2 separate regions of the Homo sapiens genome follow, and region 1 is linked to region 2. A link is an interaction called in ENCODE POLR2A ChIA-PET data of the cell type or tissue named here. Cell type or tissue: GM12878. All regions are shown on one strand. Each heading gives the region's core, and the rest is flanking DNA. Links, peaks and the distances in the headings are about the cores only.

The links. ChIA-PET counts read pairs that join two places held together with the same protein. Peaks named below come from ENCODE experiments on the same cell type or tissue, not always from the same donor. Only the 100,000 strongest peaks of a DNase experiment are listed, where the experiment ranks them.
Region 1: POLR2A ChIA-PET joins it to region 2 with 11 read pairs; 1 of 35 experiments calls an interaction of 5 or more read pairs at or near these places.

What each region holds. Positions count from the first base shown.
Region 1 is chr16:81,839,376-81,850,086 of GRCh38, forward strand. All of the region lies in intron 2 of PLCG2 (phospholipase C gamma 2), which reads left to right. Among named protein-coding and RNA genes, the nearest start is that of PLCG2, 65 kb to the left of the region's middle. RefSeq lists an enhancer at 3,357-3,416. In GM12878, for the core only: no CTCF peak of the experiment used is centred there; a DNase peak (open chromatin) is centred at 2,546; H3K4me3 peaks cover 1,387 bases; H3K27ac peaks cover 3,054 bases.
Region 2 is chr16:81,425,872-81,436,582 of GRCh38, forward strand. No RefSeq gene overlaps it. Among named protein-coding and RNA genes, the nearest start is that of CMIP, 14 kb to the right of the region's middle. RefSeq lists enhancers at 6,637-7,548, 7,181-7,430, 7,549-8,458. In GM12878, for the core only: a CTCF peak has its summit at 3,264; a DNase peak (open chromatin) is centred at 5,540; H3K4me3 peaks cover 576 bases; H3K27ac peaks cover 694 bases.

The sequences.
Region 1 (10,711 bases), core at 936-8,935, 410 kb after region 2:
GTCTTTGTATAATGAGAGTTTTCTGTGTAATTTTGATACACAGTACTGGTTTAAAGAAAAGCAGAATTAGCCTATTAAAATATTAATAGGCTGTATATAAAGTAATGAGCCCTTCCTTTATTGCCTTAATAATTTTTGTTATATTTGCATACCATGAGTACTATTTTATATCTAATACTTATTTTAATATTGATTCACTATTTTTAAACTTAATTTTATATAGAAAAGAAACTTGATTTCATAGTTTAGAGGTGCCAGGTATGTATTTTTTCAATATATTTTAAAATATACTACAGTTAAGACATAACAAAGGGTGGGCACCATTTAAATTTAATTACCAGCAGGAGGGTGAAAAACACCAAGTTTAAATGGCACCAAAATGATGAACATTTAGGCTGGGCATGGTGGCTCATGCCTGTAATCCCAACACTTGGGGAAACCAAAATGGGAGGATCACTTGAGGCCAGGGATTTGAGACCAGCCTAGGCAACATAGTGAGACCTTGTCTCTACTAAAAAGAGAAAACTTAGGTAGGTGTGATGGTGCATGCCTGTAGTCCCAGTCACCTGGCTTTGGGAGGCTGAGGCAGGAGGGTCCCTTGAGCCTACGAGTTCAAGGATGCAGTGAGCTGTGATTGTGCCACTGCACTCCAGCCTGGGTGACAGGGCATGACCTTGTCTCCAAAAAAACTTAAAGAATTATTTGATGGCCCATGCTGGGGGTGTTAGTGGTGAGCACATAAAGCTCCTCATTTTCTCATTGTCTCCTGAGTTTGGAAATGATTGAGAAATGAAACATCGGCAATCAACGAAGGGCGATGAGATGGCTGCCTGGAGAGCATGCTTAGAATTGAGCCCTGACAGCTGGCCCCTGAGCTGCCCACCCTGTCATGGCCTGGGTGGATGCCCATAGGTGTCTCAGAGCAGCAGTCCCAGACTTTTTTGGCACCAGGGGCCGGTTTTGTGGAAGATAACTTTTCCATGGGCCAGATTGGCCTGGGGGGATAGTGTGAGGATGATTCAAGGGCATTACATTGATTGTGTACTTCATTTATATTATGATTACATTGTAATATATAATGAAATAATTATACAACTCACCGTAATATAGAATCAGTGGGAGACCTGAGCTTGTTTTCCTGCAACTAGACAGTTCTATCTGGGAGTGATGGGAGACAGTGACAGATCATCAGGCATTAGATTCTCATAAAGAGTGTACAACCTGGGTCCCTCACATGTGCAGTTCTCAATAAGGTTTGTGCTGCCATGAGAATCTAACGCCGCTGATGATCTGACAGGAGGTGGAGCTCAGGCAGTAATGTTCGCTAGACCCCTGCTCACCTCCTGCTGTGCGGCTCGATTCCTAACGGGCCACAGACAGGTGCCAGTTCATGGCCTGGGGATTGGGGACCCCTGTCTTGGAGGCAGCTCCCTTCCGAGTGGCAAGGAACAGGGCAGGGCACGTGGTCCCTTGGGGGTGGATCCAGCTAGAACAAGATGAAGAGGCTGAGTATCCTCAGTTCCTTTTTCCAGGGAGTGGTCCCTTCCTCCCTTGGGGATGGGGAGTCCCAGAGGGGAGAGAAGCACCAGTTTCCCCAGTATCACTTAAAACTCTTATCTATTGAATAGTTCTGCATGAATATGAAGCATTAGAATCACAGACCTAATTATTTGAGCATAATGATCTGGGAAGAATCTCTTCACATGGAAGCAGGACACTGATTTTCGCCTCTGCTGTCAGCGCAGTGGCAACAACTCTGTTGTTTATTATCTTTTTAACAAAGAAGATAAGGGCAGGCCCACCCCCTATCTGCAGGCCAAAAAGTAAACTTTATTTATTTATTTATTTATTTATTTATTTATTTATTTATTTATTTATTGAGATAGAGTCTCACTGAGTCGCCTAGGCTGGAGTGCAGTGGCATGATCTTGGCTCACTTCAACCTCCGTCTCCTGGGCTCAAGCCGTTCTTCTCAGCCTCCTGAGTAGCTGGGATTACAGGCACCCAGGCGCTTACTACCATGCCCAGCTAATTTTTGTATTTTTAGTAGAGACAGCATTTCACTATGTTGGCCAGGCTGGTTTCAAACTCCTGACCTCAAGTGATCTGCCCACTTCGGCCTCCCAAGGTGCTGGGATTACAGGCATGAACCACTGCGCCCGGCTGTAAACTTTACTTTTTGCAAAGTTTTTTTTCAGATATATCTCTATAGGGTGTATGTTCTTTTTCCATTTCATAGATGAGAAAATAGACAGTAAGCCAGAATAGAGGCTTCTTCATACAGCCAGGAGAGAAAGAGCTGGATTTAACTCATGCCTGCTAGATCCTTCTAGAGCTGGGCTCTTTCTGCTCTACCGTGTGTGCCTCGGAAGCCCCTTTTGTCATTACATGTTCTTCTGCTGTGTATCTCACCTATTCCCCCAGCTGCCATGTCAGACGCTGCTACATGTGTGAAGTAACCTAACACCTTTGGTTTTTCTTAAAGCAGGGTCCTTGGCTGAGATCAGTAAGCAACGCTGGGGCTTTTTACTTAAAGTGAAACCACCAGCAGCTGGGAAGCTGGTGTTGCAAGGTGGTACAGAAAACCATTCAGCCTAGTAGCTAAACTCACCTTGGTGGAGCCCTCCTGGGGCCACGTGATTTTTATTTCATGTTATTTCATTTGGTTTGCATGACAACTCAATGATAAGCATCACTGCTTGTACAGCGGAGGAAACAGCAAAGAGAAGGGATGCAACGTGCCTGGTTCCTGTGCACCCCTGGGGAGCATAAGCCAGGATTTGAACCAAGGTCTTTGTACTCCAGAACTCCCTACAAAGGGAGGCTTTCTCCTCTTCTTCCCAGGTGAGCTCCAGTCTGCAGAACTCAGCCAGGATGCATGTGCTCAGAGAAGCCTTTCTTCCCCTTGCTGGGGAGGAGCCCCAGTGTGGACTCTGTTGCACTCCTGATGTGGATGGAGATGTGGATATTCACATATCATATGCCGGCCTGGACAGGGCCTGTCCTCCCTCCCAGACTCGGAGCCGTCTGAGGGCAGGACTGTGTCTGTCTCTGCAGTGTGGCATCCCTAGCGCTCAGCGTGGGGTTCTGTGACTGCCTGGTTGACTGAATAACTGAAAGTCGGAAAAGAGGTTGGGGTATGTGTGGGAAGGTGCCCAAGCCTTCTGTCTGTCTGTTTGCTCGCTTGAATATGTCTTGAGCTTCCAGAGAGAAATTTTTGTTAAGCTCATTGTCAGGTGTGGTGCCCCTTGAGGTCATGTATGGGAATTGGGGAAAAAGCCATGTTCCTGGTGTCAGGGGTGGGAGGACGTTCCGTGGGTGCAGGGAGCCTGAGAGAGACAGAGAATCAGTAGCGGGAGGAGGAAGGAAATGGGAGCTTGAAGAACAGGGTCATGGCCCGGCCAGCAAAGGGGTCGGTGGTGTAAAGCGGGGAGTGAGAGGAAGCTATGAGACGTACGGAGGGGCCAAAAGTCCGCAAGGCTGTGCCAGAAGGTGATGGGTAGGCAGGGAGGGCTGAGGGAGGGTGGCTGGAGTGGGGTGCCGGCCTTTGAGGCTGACTCTAGGAGACTCAGTGTGTGGGGGTTTGTTTGCAGGGGGTGGGAGTGGAGGGATGGGTGGTGGGGGTGGGGTGGACCTGGGAAGACCCGAGGTGATGCTGGGAAGGGGGTGGGGTTGTGCAAAGATGAAGCCTCATTTCTGTGGCTGGGTTATCTCACTTTCTTCAAGCAGGAAACTCGGCCACTGAGCCCCACCATGCAAGAGTGCATGGCCTGAGGTCTGCTGACCACAGCCTACTTTGAGAATAAAGTGTTGTTTCAGTCACTATGAGCCCTTGGCAAAAATTTGAACCCATGCAGACAAAGCCCTCCTTGACCATCATTTGCCCATCTCCTTCTCACTAGTAGTGCCTGTTGTCAGCAAGTTGGTGGAAATCTTTTGGTACCCTTTCTCACACCTTTACACTCATACGTGCACACTTACAAATAGGCACATTCCTTCTTAGCTGAATCCAGTACATTCCTGAAAACACACTGGAGAGGAACATTTTTGGATTGCAATATATTACATCATATTACACAGAGACAAGCGCTGATGCATTACCAACTGATTGAAACACCCCAGCCAATTTCCTTAGTATCACTTAACAACCTTAAGTACCTAAAATCAGCCTACCAATATTTTTCGCGTGAATACAAAGCATCTACAGCAACAAATGCCCAATTTTTGGGTGCTTTGATGAACCCATTGCTAAGCATGTTTGCAAAAAGTACATAGGATACTATACAGTAATGTTTCTGAATTAGGATATTCTTCTATCCTCCAACTACCTTGTACTGTAATGGAAAAAACAATGAAATGATCTGCTTAAAATACTAAAGATTCATTTAAATTGGACCCTGGTTGGTAGTTTGCTTGTCAGAAGCAAATGCTGGGATGAAAGAAGAACTCAATAGAATGGGCAGGATGCCGGGTTTGATGTGCCGTTGGTTGTGTGTCTAACTGCTTCTCTTCCATTGCAGACAGACACGCCTTTCCTTTCCTTTTCTGTTTCTGTTTCCTTTTCCTTTTTCCTTTTCGTTTTTCTTTTGTTTTCTTTTTCTTTCTTTCTTTTTTTTTTTGAGAAGGCGTCTTGCTCTGTGGCCCAGGCTGGAGTGCAGTGGTGTGACGTCGGCTCACTACAAGCTCTGCCTCCCGGGTTTATGCCATTCTCCTGCCTCAGCCTCCCGAGTAGCTGGGACTACAGGTGCCCGCCACCACACCCGGCTGATTTTTTTTTTTTTTTTTTTTTTTGGTATTTTTAGTAGAGACGAGGTTTCACGTGTTAGCCAGGATGGTCTCTATCTCCTGACCTCGTGATCCACCCGCCTCGGCCTCCCAAAGTGCTGGGATTACAGGCGTGAGCCACCGCGCCCGGGCACCTTTTCATTTTTCTTTTCCTTTCTTTTCTTTCTTCTTTCGGATGGAGTTTCACTCTTGTTGCCCAGGCCGGAGTGCAGTGGTGTGATCTTGGCTCACTGCAACCTCTGCACCCCCACAATGGGTTCAAGTGATTCTCCTGCCTCAGACTTCCTAGTAACTGCGATTACAGGTGCATGCCCCCATGCCCGGCTAATTTTTGTATTTTTGGTAGAGACAGGGTTTTGCCATGGTGGCCAGGCTGGTCTCAAACTCCCAACTTCAAGTGATCTGCTTGCCTAGGCCTCCCAAATCGCTGGGATTACCGGCGTGAGCCACTGTGCCTGGCCCACACCTTCACTGTTTTCATTGGCACCTAGGTGCTCGTGAACCTCGTACAGCAGGTCTATGATCTGGATTGTGCATTTTGCATAAAAAAAGAGTTAATAAGTTATAGTAGACATTCAGATAGTGAGAATTTGCATAGTGATGGACACTTGTATATAATATGTACATGTACACATGGCCATGTATGTGTGTACACACATGGATGCATACATCTAGTCTCCTATTTACACAGGTCATCGAGGAGTTTTTGTCATGTCGGTACATAAGGATCTGCCTCCTTAATGTTCACAGCAAATAAATTGAGACACCATGTTCTTTCTTTTTTTCTGAGACAGGGTCTTGCTCTCTTGCCAGGCTGGTGTGCAGAGTTGTGATTACAGCTCATTGCAGCCTCAAACTCCTGAGCTCAAGCAATTCTCCTCCCTCAACTTCTTGAGTAGCTGAGACTACCAGTGTGCACCAGCACACTTGGCTAACTGCGTTTATTTTTTGTATTTTTTTTTAGAGATGGGGTATTGCTTTGTTGCCCAGGTTGGTCTTGAACTCTCTGGTTTCAAATGATCCTCCTACTTCAACCTCCCAAAGTGCTGGAATTATAGGCATGAGCCATTGTTCCCTGTCCCGTGTTATTTCTTATGCCTTATATGTGTCCAGCTTGATTCAGTTGCTAACAAGTACAGAGAAGCTTCTACATCTTTGTTTTTTTTCCCCTACATTTTTGTTTTGCCAGGTACTATTTTAATTGACAAACACACATGTACAGTCGCACACTCATTTAATCCCCACAAGAGCACTGTGTGGTAAGTATCACTATCACTCCTGTTGTTCACATGAAGAAGCAGAGGCACAGAGAATTGAAGTTACTGTCCAAAGCTATCTGCTATAAGCTGGGGAGCTGGGACTCCAGGTTCCAGAGTCTGTCCACCTCATCAGTAGCGACACTGCTCCTCATGACTTGGATAGCTCCTGGGAACATGAATTTGCAGCCCCTGCACTAGAATCTTGTTCCCAGCCTCGGGTCAGAAAGGTGGCTTGAATGCACTGCGTTGAGCGCAGTGGGCCTGACCGCTCTCTGTGCAGCTCTGCACCCCTGTGGGTAGTGGGATCATCATTCACCAAGATGCCCCTGCCTGATGTAAGATCAAGGGGTGGAGATGTCAACAAAAATGCCCACCGACCCCCTCAGACTTTGCTGAATACCAGATAGAAAACCCTGGAGAGAGCTGCATATTCTTATGTGGCTTCTTAGAGTCACTTGCTTGACTATGAGTCAAAGTTCAAATGCTGGCTCTTGCACTTGTGGCTGGTGACCCTGGCCAAGGTACTTCACTTCTCCACATCTCAGTTTCCTCATTTGTAAAATAGGGGCAGTCATGGTACCTGCCTCATAGTGTTCTTGTGAGGAACGATGAGTTAATACAGAGGATGCTGTTGTGCCCCACTCAGCTCCCATTACCAGGCTTGTGCTCCATTTCCCAGCTGCTAGGAGTGTTGGGTGTCGTGGCTCACAGGTGCCCCTTCTTCAGGGCACTGCTCTCACTAGAAGAAATCTGCATCACCTAGGAGGTTGTAGTGGCTGTAAGCCAAGCCAATGACTGACTGGCAGGGAGGACAAGAGGACTGGCCTCCCTTCCTTCAGGAGGACCTACTTTTCCGGTGTGATTCATGCTCCAGACATCCCCCCGCCACTCCCTATACAGTCAGGGTGAAGCCCATCCCTAAGTGGGACCACAGCCTTGTTTAGCTTTATTCTGCTCGCCATCCCACTCCTGCACTCTCCCAGTAAACACTTGAGCAAGAATTCCTGACTCAGGCTCAACTTCCAGGGAACCAACCTATGATAACATGCAAAACATTAGCACTCTGCCTAACACAGAGTAGGTGCTCTGTAAGAGTTTTGCTATATAGCATTTATTTTTATCCTCAAGGATGAGGCTACTGTATCTGTAAGACCCTTGAGGGCCAGGATCAAGTACATCCAGCAGAACATCGGGCTTATGGCTAATGCTTAAAAAGATCATGAGTAGATAGTCCATGTTCATGGATAGGAAGACTCAATATTTTCAAGATATCAGTTCTTCCTGGCTTCATCTATAGATTCAACACAATCCCAACCAAAATCTAATAGAGATACAAGAAAAGGTTTTTTTCAATTCACATTCAATACAGCACGAAACACTTCACCTCAGAGAAAGGAAAAATCAAGGTGTGTTTTTTTTCTCTTTCTCTTTCCTCTTCCCTCTGTACTCAACACTTTTGACACCAGATGTGTATGGTTTTCCCCCCACGCATCAAGCAAACAATTCTCCATTGGACACCAGTTTGGTGTCCTCTAGTTCAGTTCAATTCTGATACTATCTACTTGGAGCTAGAATCAGATTCCACAGGTTGAGAGCTCAGTCCCTCAAGACTCTGTCCCATTTCAGGTGCCAGTCACAAGCCCAAGTTGTGGCCTATGCTTTTGACTGACTGGCTATAAATTGGGGTTCCAATAACCCACTCCTTGGATTTGATTAATTTGCTAGAATGGCTGACACAACTAAGGGAAACATGTATACCAGTTTATTAAAATGATATTACAAAAGATAAAGATGATCAGCCTGATAGAAGAGATGCATAGGGCATAGGGTTCCCATGTTCTCTCTGGGCATGCCACCCGCCAGAAACTTCCATGTGTTTAGCAACCAAGAAGCTCTCTAAGCCCTGTCATCCTGGGTTTTTATGAGAGCCTAATTACAAAGGCATGATTGATTAAATCATTGGCCATTGGTGACCAACTCAGTCTTTAGCCCCTCTCTCCTTCCTGGACGTTGGGGGTAGGGCTGAAAGTTCCAACCCTCTAATCACATCGTTGGTTCCCCTGGCAGCCAACCTTCATCCTGAGGTATCTAGGAGCCCCCAGCCCTACAAAAAGATACTTATCACTGCAGATTCCAAGGGTGTTAGGGGTTGTGTGCCAGAAAATGGGGTTGGAGACCAAATATATGCAGTCAGTCCTCTGTATTTGTGGATTCTGCGTCTGCGGATTTAAGCTATGGTCGATTGAAAATATTTGAGAAAATTGCATCTTACTGAACATGGACAAACTTTTTTGTTGTCATTATTCCCTGAGCAATACAGTATAATTATTTACATAACATTTACATTGTATTAGGTATTAAAAGTAATCTAGGGATTTAAGGTATATGGAGGGATGTGCATAGGCTGTATGCAAATTCTCTGCCATTTTTTATCAGAGGCTTGAGCATCTATTTGGATTTTGGTATCTGTGGAAGATCCTGGAACCGATCCCCAACAGTCACTGAGGGATGACTGTATATCTTATTAAAAGTCACAATATTACAGAATCCCAGCAAGTTATTCTGTGGGTAGTGACAAAGTGATTCCAAAGGTTATATGGAAAGGTGGAAGACATAGACTAGCAAACACAGCATTGTAGAACGAAATCAGAGGACTGCAAGACTTACTCTAACGTTCCAGTAATCAGTACAGGTGATGTTGGCAGAAGAATAGAAAGATTAGTAGAACAGGATCAAGAGCGCAGAAATAGACCCACACAAATATCATCAACTGATCTTTGACAAAGGGGCAGAGGCCACTCAGTGGAGAAAGGATAATCATTTCAGAAGTATGATGAATAAGCTAATACTTGTCTTGGGAAGAAGCAAGAGAGGGGTGTTCAGGATGATAAAGTCCTGGTTGATGAAGGCAGATGCCTGCAGCTCTTTCCTGGGGCAGGGCTGGCTTCCAAAGGGTGCTTGTTTGGGCCCTTTGGAAGGGGGTGTGCGGATGTGCAGGGCTGCTTGTATCATTAGAATGGCTGTTAGAATTTCATTCTTTCTTTCTTACCATGCTCTGTCTCTCTGCCTTTGTACATGTGCGTTTGCATTTCTCTCCCTCCTTGTCTGGGTAACCTGTGCTTTTCTGTACCTGGTCTCTCTGTCCCTCTCTGTCTCCCTTGGTCTCCCTTGTCTCCTCCTCTGTCCTTCTTCCTCTCTGTCCCCTGCTCTGCTCAGTCATCAGTAATTTGATCCCTCTTGAGGTCCCCATTTCTCTCTGTCCCTTTCCTCTTTCCAAGAACTACTTATTGGGCCCCGCTGTGTGCCAGCTACTCTGATAGGGGTGGAGCTCAGTGGTGAAGAAGGGTGTACAATCCCTGCGTGTATGGAGCTTACAGTCTAGGAAAGGAGGGCTGTGGATCCACAGATTCCATCTAATACATATTTGCCTCTGTTGAGTGCTGTGGAAGAGAGGTGCTTGGTATAGATCATAGCAGGCATTGGGAGGTTTTCTGAGTTTGGTTTGATTGAGCTGAGACTGGAAGGGAGAGCTTGGCACTAACCAGACTAAGAACATTTTCAGTGGTGCCAACAACACCACTAATGTCCTATGGTAGGAATGAGTGTGACCTATAAGAGATGCTTGGAGGGGCCTGTGTGGGTGGTGCAAGGGCTGGGAGGCAGATGCTTAGGCCACGTGGGGTTGGAGGGGTCATCACAGGGCTGTGGTTCTTAGTCCTTACAGCAATGGGACGTCACGGGAAGGCTTGATCCCAAGGAGTGGCATGAGCCTGTTTGTATTTCGTAAGGTGACTGTGGGGATAACGTACTGCTTTAAGGAGACAAGTCAGGAAGCTGCCTCCATAGACAAGAGATAATGGTGGCTTGGATTGTGGTGTTGGCCATGGAAATGGATAGACGTTGACAGATTCCAGAGCAATTTCAGAAGTAGAATTGTTAAAATCTGGCTATTGCTGGAAGACAATGTTACCTTGTCTAAAAAAGTTTTTCTTTAGTTATGTATAATTTTTCTGTAAGGACAGATGCTCACCATAGGCCAGTTCAAAGATCCCCTCTTGGCTGGGCGTGGTAGCTTATGCGTGTAATCTCTGTACTTTGGAAGGCCGAGACAGGCGGATCACCTGAGGTCAGGAGTTCGAGACAAGCCTGACCTATATGGTGAAACCCTGTCTCTACTAGAAATACACATACACACACACAAATTTTCCAGGTCTGGTGGCGGATGCCTGTAATCCCAGCTACTCGGGAGGCTGAGGCAGGAGAATCACTTGAACCCAGGAGGCGGAGGTTGCACTGAGCCAAGATTGTGCCACTGCACTCCAGCCTGGGCAACAAGAGCAAAACTCTGTCTCAAAAAAAAAAAAAAAAAAAAAAAAAACCAAAAAAATTCCCTCTTGAAGACATTTTACTGGGAAAGAGAATTGTTAGACTAGACAGAAAGAGAAAAGAATGTTTGCTTAAAGTCACTAGACTTTCACTGGCAGTCAACTGGGTGGGTGAATAACTAACTTTGGAAAACAAACCTTAATACCTTTCAAGTTTTTAGATAATTGCTAAAGCAGTTATATCAGCCATGTTGATTTCCTCTAAAAATGAATTCCAGTGCCTAGTGTCTTTAAAAAGTCAAAGGCACAAGAGAAAACAAAAGTAAACAAGGAGACTCCGTA
Region 2 (10,711 bases), core at 1,428-9,427:
ATTCATGGAGGCTGGGTGCGGTGGCTCACATCCATAATCCCAGCCCTTTAGGAGGCCAAGGTGGGCAGATCATGAGATCAGGAGATCGAGACCATCCTAACATGATGAAACCCCGTCTCTACTAAAAATAAAAAAATTATAGCCAGGCGCAGTGGCTCACACCTATAATCCCAGCACTTTGGGAGGCCGAGGAAGGCGGATCATGAGGTAAGGAGATCGAGACCATCCTGGCTAACACGGTGAAACCACATCTCTACTAAAAAAAAAAAAAAAAACACAAAAAAAATTAGCCAGGCGTGGTGACACGCGCCTGTAGTCCCAGCTACTCAGGAGGCTGAGGCAAGAGAATCGCTTGAACCCAGGAGGCAGAGGTTGCAGTGAGCTGAGATCGCGCCACTGCACTCCAGCCTGGGCAATAGAGCGAGACTCCATCTCAAAAAATAATTAGCCAGGCGTGGTGTAATCCCAGGGCACCTGTAATCCCAGCTACTCAGGAGGCCGAAGCAGGAGAATTGCTTGAACCCGGGAGGCAGAGGTTGCAGTGAGCCGAGATTGTGTCACTGCACTCCAGCCCAGGTGACAGAGCAAGACTGTCTCTTATTTAAAAAAAAAAAAAAAAAAAAAATTCATGGAGACAGAAAGTAGAATGGTGATTGCCAGGGGCTACAGGATGGGCGAATGGGAACTTACTGTTTCACGGGCATGGAATTTCAGTTTTGCAAGATGAGAAAAGTTCTGGAGATGGAAGGTACTTACGGTTGCATGACAGTGTGAATGTATCTAATGCCACTGAACCGTACACCTAAAATGCTCAAGATGGTAAATTTTCTTATGTGTGTTTTACCACAGTTCTTTAGAAAGGACTCCTAGTATGCTATTAGATTGGAGGAAGGACGTTCAAATCCCAGCTAGAGCTCTTTTTTAGTGCCTTTGTTCATTCAAATAATCTTTTTTTTTTTTTTTTTTGAGATGGAGTCTCGCTCTGTCGCCCAGGCTGGAGTGCAGTGGTGCGATCTCAGCTCACTGCAAACACCGCCTCCCCGGTTCACGCTATTCTCCTGCCTCAGCCTCCCGAGTAGCTGGGACTACAGGCGCCTGCCACCACGCCCGGCTAATTTTTGTATTTTTAGTAGAGACGGGGTTTCACCGTGTTAGCCAGGATGGTCTCCATCTCCTGATCTCGTGATCCGCCCGCCTCAGCCTCCCAAAGTGCTGGGATTACAGGCGTGAGCCACCGCATCCGGCCAGGAATATTTATTAATCCTGTTCAGGCTCCAGGACAACAGGCCCAAGAAAGCAGACAAGATGGCCGCCTTCCTGAAGGTTACAGTCAAGAGGAGAAGCAGGTGTTTAATAAAGTCAAGTCCCATCACCAACCCTTGACTCTACATCAATTATTAGCGCTGTGACCTTGGGCAAGGCAGTTCTCCTTCCTGAGTTTGCTTCCTTCTCTGTAAAAATGGAGACCATGGTGCTCACCTGCCAGAGTTGCCGGAGGATTAATGAGGCTCTTCTAAGTGGTGCAGTGAGAGTGCTTAGCTCAGAACAGGCGCTCCGTATGTGTTACTTCCTTTTCGTAGCTCTACATCAGAAATTTATGCTCAAGGACACACTAGCGTCATTGGTGGTGCACAAGGGTAGACTCATGCAGTATGTACATTTTCTAGCCATTTAAAGTCCTTTTATATGCATAGATCTAGAAGGATCTCCATCAAGATGTTAAGAGGAGGTGATGGGATGACAGGCAGGAATTTTTTTTTTTTTTAATCTACATTCAGGGATGTGGTGACAGAGGGAATCTTGGGTAAATTACTCGACACCTCTAGACCTCATTTCAGTGTCCTCGGCTGCAAAATAATAGCGCCTACCTCATAGTTTTTTTTTGTTTTGTTTTGTTTTGTTTTGTTTTGTTTTTTGAGAGAGGGTCTCATTCTGTCACTGGAGCATAGTGGCATGATCACAGCTTGATTACAACTCGCTGCAGCCTCTATCTTCCAGGCTCAAGTGATCCCCCCACCTCGGCCCCTCAAGCAGCTGGGGTTCCAGGCACACGCCACCATGCCCCGCTAATTTTTGTGTTTTTTGTAGAGAGAGGGTTTCGCCATGTTGCCCAGGTTTTAATTTTTTATTATCAGAATTTTCAGCTGTTGACAAAAGAAGAAGGAATAGTTAATGAACCTCCATTATCCAGCACCCATCTTCAACAATTATCAGTGAATTGCCAATCTTGTTTCATCTCTACCTCCCCAGCCTCATCCCTACTGGTTATTTTCAAGCAAATCCCAAGCCTGGAGACTCTGTTAAAAATTAAAAAATTTCTATGATATCATTAATACACGTACGTATAATTTTTCTAAGCAATTTCCTAATAACATCTAATATCTAATCACTGTTCATTCATCCTCCATTATCCCATAAATGTCTTTTTACATGTGATTTGTTTCAATCAAGATCCACAAAGCCCTCACATTATGTTCGGCTGATAGATCCTCCTCCAAACCCCAGCATTTTATTAGGTCAATTTTCAATCTACAGCAAACGGGAATGAATTCTACAGCGAGCACCTGAATAAGCCCCTAGACGCAGCTATTAACCCATTACTGCAGCTGTTCTGTCCTCCATCCATCTGCCTGTTTCTCTACAGTCCATAATCCTTTTAAGTCTCTTTTCATCCAAAATACTATCCCCCTTTCACATTTTTTTCTTGCCATTTATTTGTTGAAGACACTATGTCATTGCCCTATAGAATTTCTCTTATTTTGAGGACCAAATAAGCTAAGTACATAGTGTTTAGACTATAGTATGTACCTAATTAATATTCTTGAACTGATTATTATTGGCTTTTTAATTTATCTGTATCTTCTTATTTTTCCAAGTAAAAAAGTCTCTCTTTTTTCTCGTTGAGATGGAGTCTTGCTCTGTTGCCCAGGCTGGAGTGCAGTTGCACCATCTCGGCTCACTGCAATCTCTGACTCCTGGGTTCAAGCAATTCCCCTGCCTCAGCCTCCTGAGTAGCTGGGATTACAGGCGCCCACCACCATGCCTGGATAATTTTTGTATTTTCAGTAGAGACAGGGTTTCTCCATGTTGTCCATGCTGGTCTTGAACTCTTGACCTCAAGTGATCCGCCTGCCTCGGCTCCCCAAAGTGCTGGGGTTACAGGCGTGAGAGCCTGGCCAAAAATATATCATTTTTGAAAAAAAAAATTTTTTTAAAGAGTTCCTAGACTTGTTATGGCCACATTGTTTTGTGGCCACCAGGGGGTTTGTCTGCACTCTTTGCTGGGCTTGCCCCAGGCAATTGGCCAATGGGAAGATTTGCCAGCATCGGGCAGCTGAAGGTGGTGGAGCAAGGGGGAAGGGAGTGCGAACCTGAGCCAGAGGGGCTCCAGGGAAATGGCTGCAGTGGAACCAGGGCAAGGGACAAGGCTCAGAGCCTTCTCTAGGGCTGAGGATGGTGACACCAGGAGGGAGGCCCAGAGAAAGCACCAGGAAAGGTGTGGAAAGTTGCAGAACTCCCAAGAGCTGGTGGAAGCAACAGCACACATCATCAGGGAGCAAGGCAGAGTGCGCAGCAGGGTTTCAAGGGGCTGGGGCAGATGGAACAGGAGGAAAATGAACCTCCCCAGGGACTTGTCACCACTAACTTAGATGATAAGCAGGCAGGTGAGAAATACACAGGCCTTTGGCAGGCTCCATCAGAGGCCAGAGGAAAAAAGGAGGAGATCAGTTGGGGGAGGTCTGAGCTGGGGGGCCAGGAATGCCGAACCTGGTTTTGCCATCTGTCACCCGTGTGGTCTTGGGGAAGGCTTCTTCTTCCCTTCTTTGAGCCTTAGTTCTCCCTACCTGCAAAAGAGACAGGGTGGGGCTGGTCGTAATGGCTCACGCCTGTAATCTCAGCACTTTGGGAGGCTGAAGCTGGTGGATCACGAGGTCAATAGATAGAGACCATGGTGGCCAACATGGTGAAACCCTGTCTCTACTAAAAATACAAAAATTAGCTGGGCATGGTGGTAGGTGCCTATCGTCCGAGCTATTCGGGAGGCTGAGGCAGGAGAATCACTTGAACCCGGGAGGCAGAGGTTGCAACGAGCTGAGATTATGCCACTGCAGTCTGGCCTGGTGACAGAGTGAGACTCTGTCTGAAAAAAAAAAAAATAGGGGTACCCCAGAAGACCCCTATAGATTTAAAATTTTTTTTTTTTTAGCCCTGGCAAGAAAAATGTTCTAGCTTGCTGATCTCTTCCTGGGGATAAGTAAGAGTGACATGGCTGCTAGAATTAGTATGTATTGATGGCCCCTTTAGCACTTCTCCTTTCAAAGAGGTAAATACCAAGTACAGACTCAAAGCTGCGAGTTGCCTCCGTGCTCAGGCTGCGCATGGTGGCTCACACCTATAATTCCAGCACTTTGGGAGGCTGAGGCAGGAGGATCTCTCTTTTTTTTTTTTTTTGAGATGGAGTCTAACTCTGTCGCCCAGGCTGGGGTTCCATGGCGTGATCTCTGCTCACTGCAACCTCCACCTCCTGGGTTCAAGCAATTCTCTTGCCTCAGCCTTCCAAGTAGCTGGGATTACAGGCACCCGCCACCATGCCCGGCTAGTTTTTTTTGTATTTTTAGTAGAGACGGGGTTTCACCATGTTGACCAGGCTGGTCTTGAACTCCTGATCTTGAGAAATCCACCTGCCTCGGCCTCCCAAATTGCTGGGATTATAGGCATGAGCCACCGGGCCCAGCAAGGAGCATCTCTTGAGCCCAGGAGTTCAAGACCAGCCTGAGCAACACAGTGAAGCCCCATCTCTACTAAAAAACAAAAAAAAATGTGAGAGAAACAAAAAATATTTTGTTTGTTAAACAAAAAATGTTAGAGAAACAAAAAACGTTTTGTTTATTAAACAAACAAAAAATGTTAGCCCAGTCTGTGCTGCAAGCCTATAGTCTCAGCTACTTGGGAGGCTGAGGCAGGAGGATTGCTTGAGGTTGGAAGGTTGAGGCTGCAGTGAGCTATGATCACACCATTGCACTCCAGCCAGGGCAAAAGAGCGAGACCCTGTCTCAAAAAAAAAAAAACAAAAACAAAAAACAAACAAACAAAAAAAAACAAAGGCCGGGCATCGTGGCTCACGCCTGTAATCCTAGCACTTTGGGAGGCCGAGGCAGGTGGATCACTTGAGCTCAGGAGTTCGAGACCAGCCTGGCCAACATGGTGAAACCCAGTCTCTACTAAAAATACAAAAGTTAGCCGGGTGTGGTGGTGCACCCCTGTAATCCCAGCTACTCGGGAGGCTGAGGCAGGAGAATTGCTTGAACCCGGGAGGCAGAGGCTGCTGTGAGCCAAGATGGTGCCACTGTGCTCCAGCCTGGGCAACAGAGCAAGAATCTGTTTCAAAAAAAAAAAAATCCTGCAAGTCACCAAATAATGGTATGAAATGAACACAGAATCTAATGTACACAGGCCTGGATTCCAGTCCCCTGTGGCCTTCAGGGTTGAGTCCACGATTGATTGGTGGTGTCTGTCATGGTCAAAGAAATGAGTCAGCTTTCCCACTTTCATACAGATCTAGGGTTTCTCAGCTGCAACTAACCTTTGAGAGAGATTTGCCTAGTTAACCCCTGAGTAAAATCTGCTTAAGATTTTTAGCCAAACAAAATAGAAAAAAATGAATAAAGAGAGAAGTAAACTACTTGCCTGAATCCCTGGCCCAGGACCCAGCCACCTGTCAACCACTGCTATTGTGAAACCACTCAGGCAGAGGGGACACTGTCCAGCTCAGATTCACGGGTCATTGTCATCCACGCTGAATGAAACTCATTAGTCCTTTGTGAGCTGTTCAGGTTTAATGCCTCTAAAATTGCCTGATGAAACTGGAGCGTGGTTGGGAAACAGACAATGGGCCGTCCGGCTGAACAAAGCTGTCCTAAGTGCTCAGCGCAAAGTCGAGTCAGGTCCCGCCCATGGCACCCGGAGTGGAGCCTCAGAAATCATGACTGCTCCCTGTGAATATTCTAGTGTGAGCTCGAGGACAGTAGGGCAGACTTGGGTCCATGCCTGTCCCAGATAAAACCGGGTGAGCGACGCCCTGGGGGCTGAATGGAGGCCCGGCGAGCAGGGTGTGCTTACGGAGAACCAGCCGGGCTGGGGGCAGAACACATGCACTGCTGTGGTGGGCTTTGGGCTCTGCTATGGATTGGATTGTGCGCTCCCAAAATACAAGTCCTAGCCCTCAGCATGTGACCTTTTTTGGAAATAAAGTTTTTGCAGATGTAATAAGTGAAGATGAGGTCATACTGGAGCAGGGTGGGCCCCGATCCGATGACTGTGTCCTTATAAAAAGGGGAAGTTTGGACACAGACACACAGGGAGAACGCCTTGAGCATGAAGGCAGAGATTGCGATGATGTGTCTGTCTACAAGCCAAGGAATGCCAAAGATCACCAGCAGAGAGAGGCATGGAACAGACACTTCCCCCACAGCCCGCAGAAGGAACCAGCCTGCCAACATCTTGATCTTGGACTTCTGGCCCCCAGAACTATGAGAAAATAAATTTCTTGTAGTTGTTTAAAGCCCCCTAGTTGGCGGCAGCTCCATGGAACTGATACAGAAACCTGGCTTTGAGGCCGTCTCTCTGGAAGACTTTGGGCAAATGACTTTCCTCTTTGAGCCTGGGGTTGGGAACCTGAGACTGGGGAGGCCTGGCTGTATAGAAATCACAGGCCATGCCGGGCGCGGTGGCTCACGCCTGTAATCCCAGCACTCTGGGAGGCCGAGGCAGGCGGATCACGAGGTCAGGAGATTGAGACCGTTCTGGCTAACACGGCGAAACCCCATCTCTACTAAAAAATACAAAAAAAAAAAAAATTAGCCAAGCATGGTGGCAGACGCCTGTAGTCCCAGCTACTAGGGAGGCTGAGGCAGAAGAATGGCGTGAACCTGGGAGGCCGGAGCTTGCAGTGAGCCAAGATCGCGCCACTGCACTCCAGCCTGGGTGACAGAGCGAGACTCTGTCTCAAAAAAAAAAAAAAAAAAAAAGAGATCACAGGCCCTTCAGACCCCTTATCCCGACATTTAGAGGTGGAAAACCAGCAGATGGTGACCACTTCACCCTGGGCAACTGGGCTGAAGTGGCCTATTGGGGCCCGGGGCCAGACACAGAAGCAGAGGCAGCCTGTCAGGAAGGCCAGGGGCTGGACAGGCTCACAGAGAGGGTAGGAAGAAACACAAGAGAGAGGAGGCTTTCCGATGATTCCGCGGTTCCTGCTCCCGTGAGGCCTGGTTATTCAGCTTTTGCGGGCCTCCCTTGTGTGAATTCCTTCCATCAATTACCTTCTTGAAGGTTTCACAGGGGCAATATTTTAACTGATCTCTTTCCCTGTCTTTGGAAGTGCTTTGAAAGCTGTAGTGCGAGATACACATTTTCTCAGCAACCACAAACGGTATCCAGCACCTGCTGTATGCAGATGCAGGGTAACAGCCTAGCAGCTGCGGATCTCGGCCCCAGGTGGTCACAGGCCAGTGGGAGTGTCCTGGGGCTGCACGAGACCCTGACATGCCCCGAGAACGTGGCAGTGCCTTCTCCCTCAACTCTGGGTCAAAATAAAAACAGGGAGATGGCCAGCAAAGTGCCCCTGTGTTCCGTTGTTGGCTGTTAAATGCTTTGGTGAAATGTCACATCTCAAATACTTCCCCTTCCTCATCTTTTTTTATTTTGAGAGACATGGGCTAACAGATGAATTGTAAAAAATATGACTGAGGCGGGTCGGGCACGGTGGCTCATGCCTGTAATCCCAGCACTTTAGGAGGCAGAGGCGGGCGGATCACGAGGTCAGGAGATCGAGACCATCCTGGCTAACACAGTGAAACCCCGTCTCTACTAAAAATACAAAAAAATTAGCCGGGCGTGTTGGCAGGCGCCTGTAGTCCCAGCTACTCGGGAGGCTGAGGCAGGAGACTGGCGCGAACCCGGGAGGCGGAGCTTGCAGTGAGCCGAGATCGCGCGCCACTGCACTCCAGCCTGGGTGACACAGAGCGAGACTCCATCTCAAAAAAAAAAAAAAAATATGACTGAGGCTAAAATAGGCAATATGGCATGGTGGCTGAGAGAGCAGGCCTGGTATCAGATTGGCCCAGTTCAAGTGTGATTTTGGGTCAGTCGTTTAACCTCTCTGTGCCTCAGTTTCCTCATCTGCACAACGGACAAGATAAACTTCATCAAGTTTTTGTAAGGATTAATTTAAATGATTAATTAAGTTAATCATTTTGTAGGATTAAATACATGTAAGGTGCTTACTAAAGTGGCTGGCCCATGGTGAGCCCTATATGGGTCTTAGCTATTATTATTATTATTATTTATTATTATTATTTTTTGAGACAGTGTTTCGCTCTTGTTGCCCAGGCTGGAGTGCAGTGGCATGATTACGGCTCACTGCAACCTCCACCTCCTGGGTTCAAGCAATTCTCCTGCCTCAGCCTCCTGAGTAGCTGGAATTACAGGCATGTGCCACCACACCCGGCTAATTTTTGTATTTTTAGTAGTGACGGGGGTTTCATCATGTTGGCCAGGCTGGTCTCAAACTCCTGGTCTCAGGTGATCCGCCCACCTCAGCCTCCCTAAGTGCTGGGATTACAGACGTGAGCCACCACGCCCGGCCATTATTATTATTATTATTATTATTATTATTATTTTGAGACGGAGTCTCGCTCTGTCGCCCAAGCTGGAGTGCAGTGGCGTGATCTCCGCTCACTGCAAGCTCTGCCTCCCGGATTCACGTCCTTGTCCTGCCTCAGCCTCCTGAGTAGCTGGGACTACAGGCGCCTGCCACCACGCCTGGCTAATTTTTTGTAATTTTAGTAGAGACGGGGTTTCACCGTGTTAGCCAGGATGGTCTCGATCTCCTGACCTTGTGATCCACCTGCCTCAGCCTCCCAAAGTGCTGGGATTACAGGCGTGAGTCACCGCGTCCGGCCACCCGGCCATTATTATTATTAATAGGAGGAAGAAATGCCCTGCCCAGTTCGCAATGACCCACTTGACTGTCCTTTTCACCTGTAGGGGTTGATCACCAGCAACCACATTTGTCCAGGTTGGCTCAGATACTGACTGGGGTGCGTATCTGGCCCAAGCCAAGTCCTTCCCTCAGAACTGGGCTCAACAGATCCTAGCTCAATCTGGGATGCCCTCTCCAATGGCCACCTCCTGTCATGCAAAAGTAACATAGCAAATTAAGTCAGCCTAACCCAGAGATAAACAGAAACATAAAGTACAGAGAAGGTCCGTGGGTCCTTGGATCTTTGGCCCCTTTTGGGCTGGCTACCTTCACACCACTGGGGCCCTGGGAGGCACCCGTGACTCCTAACAACCCATGTCTATTCTTTGTTTAATCCACTCTGATTAGTTACTATTGCAACAGAGGCATCTGGAGGCTTTGGCCTGCCTTCTTCTCTCTTCTTTGCATCTGTGAGGCTCTGCTCCCTGGAGCTACAAGAAAATATCCACTCCTTTTTCCTCAGCCCAGGCAGGCTGGAGTCAGTTCCAACTTCATGCTGTAGCTCAAGAAAGGAGCCCAAGGGTTGAGAAGCCATTTCTCCCTACCATTATATTGAGAACTGACTTCTTCCGACATCTTGTCCTGAGCACCTTCATGCATTATCTGCTTAGCTCAATTGTATCACAATTCAATCTCCATTTCACAGATAGGAGTCTGAGGTTCAGAGAGATTAAGAGATTTGGTTGGCGGAACCCAGCTGAAGATGATGGAAACCTGGGCTTCAAATCTAAGGTCTGTCTTCTTGATGTCTTTGCTTTTCTACCTGGAGTCCCTGGATGGAGTTTCTTGCACCACCCCCAACCCCCCGCTGTTGCTGTGGGGTTTTAGTTGAACCCTTGACCTTGCCTCAGCTTCCTAATCTGCAAAATGGGGTGATATCATCACCCATCCTTATCTGAGGATTGTCTAGACTGACCCATGCAAATGGGGGTGTGGGTGAGTTTTGGAAGATCAGTACCTGCTCCACAAGTCTAAACCACTTCTCCTCCCCAATTCCTTCCTTTCATTGCTTCTTGGCAACTGACTTAGAGATGATGGAGAGGAAAGAAAGGCAATCACATTTAAATTGGTCAATTTGAGCAGCCTCACTGCTAAAACTGGTGTGGGAGACAGATGTAATTAATCTGAAAAACACAGTGGATTGTTGTTGTTGTGGTTGTTGTTGTTGTTTTGAGACAGGATCTTGCTCTGTCGCCTGGGCTGCAGTGCGGTGATGCGATCTCGGATCACTGCAACCTCTGCCTCCTGGGTTCCAGCGATTCTTATACCTCAGCCTCCTGAGTAGCTGGGATTTCAGGCGTGTGTGACCATGCCTGGCTAATTTTTTTTATTTTTAGTAGAGATGGGGTCTCCCTATGTTGCCCAGGCTGGTCTCAAACTCCTGGACACAAGTGATCATCTCACCTTGGTCTCCCAAAGTACTGGGATTATAGGCATGAGCCACTGTGCCCAGCCCCACAGGTTTTTTATTTTTAAAAATATGATCCATGGCCTTCCACTCTGTGTAGCCATGCCCCACGTTCACGAGTCAATGGCAGCCTGGCATTTGAGCTCTTCATAAAGTCTCTGTGAGTTTCTTTAAAAATAAATGGCATTAAAAAAATTAAAATGAATTGAAAACAAAACTTACTCATAAGAGGAATATCTGTGTCATGGATATATTAGTCA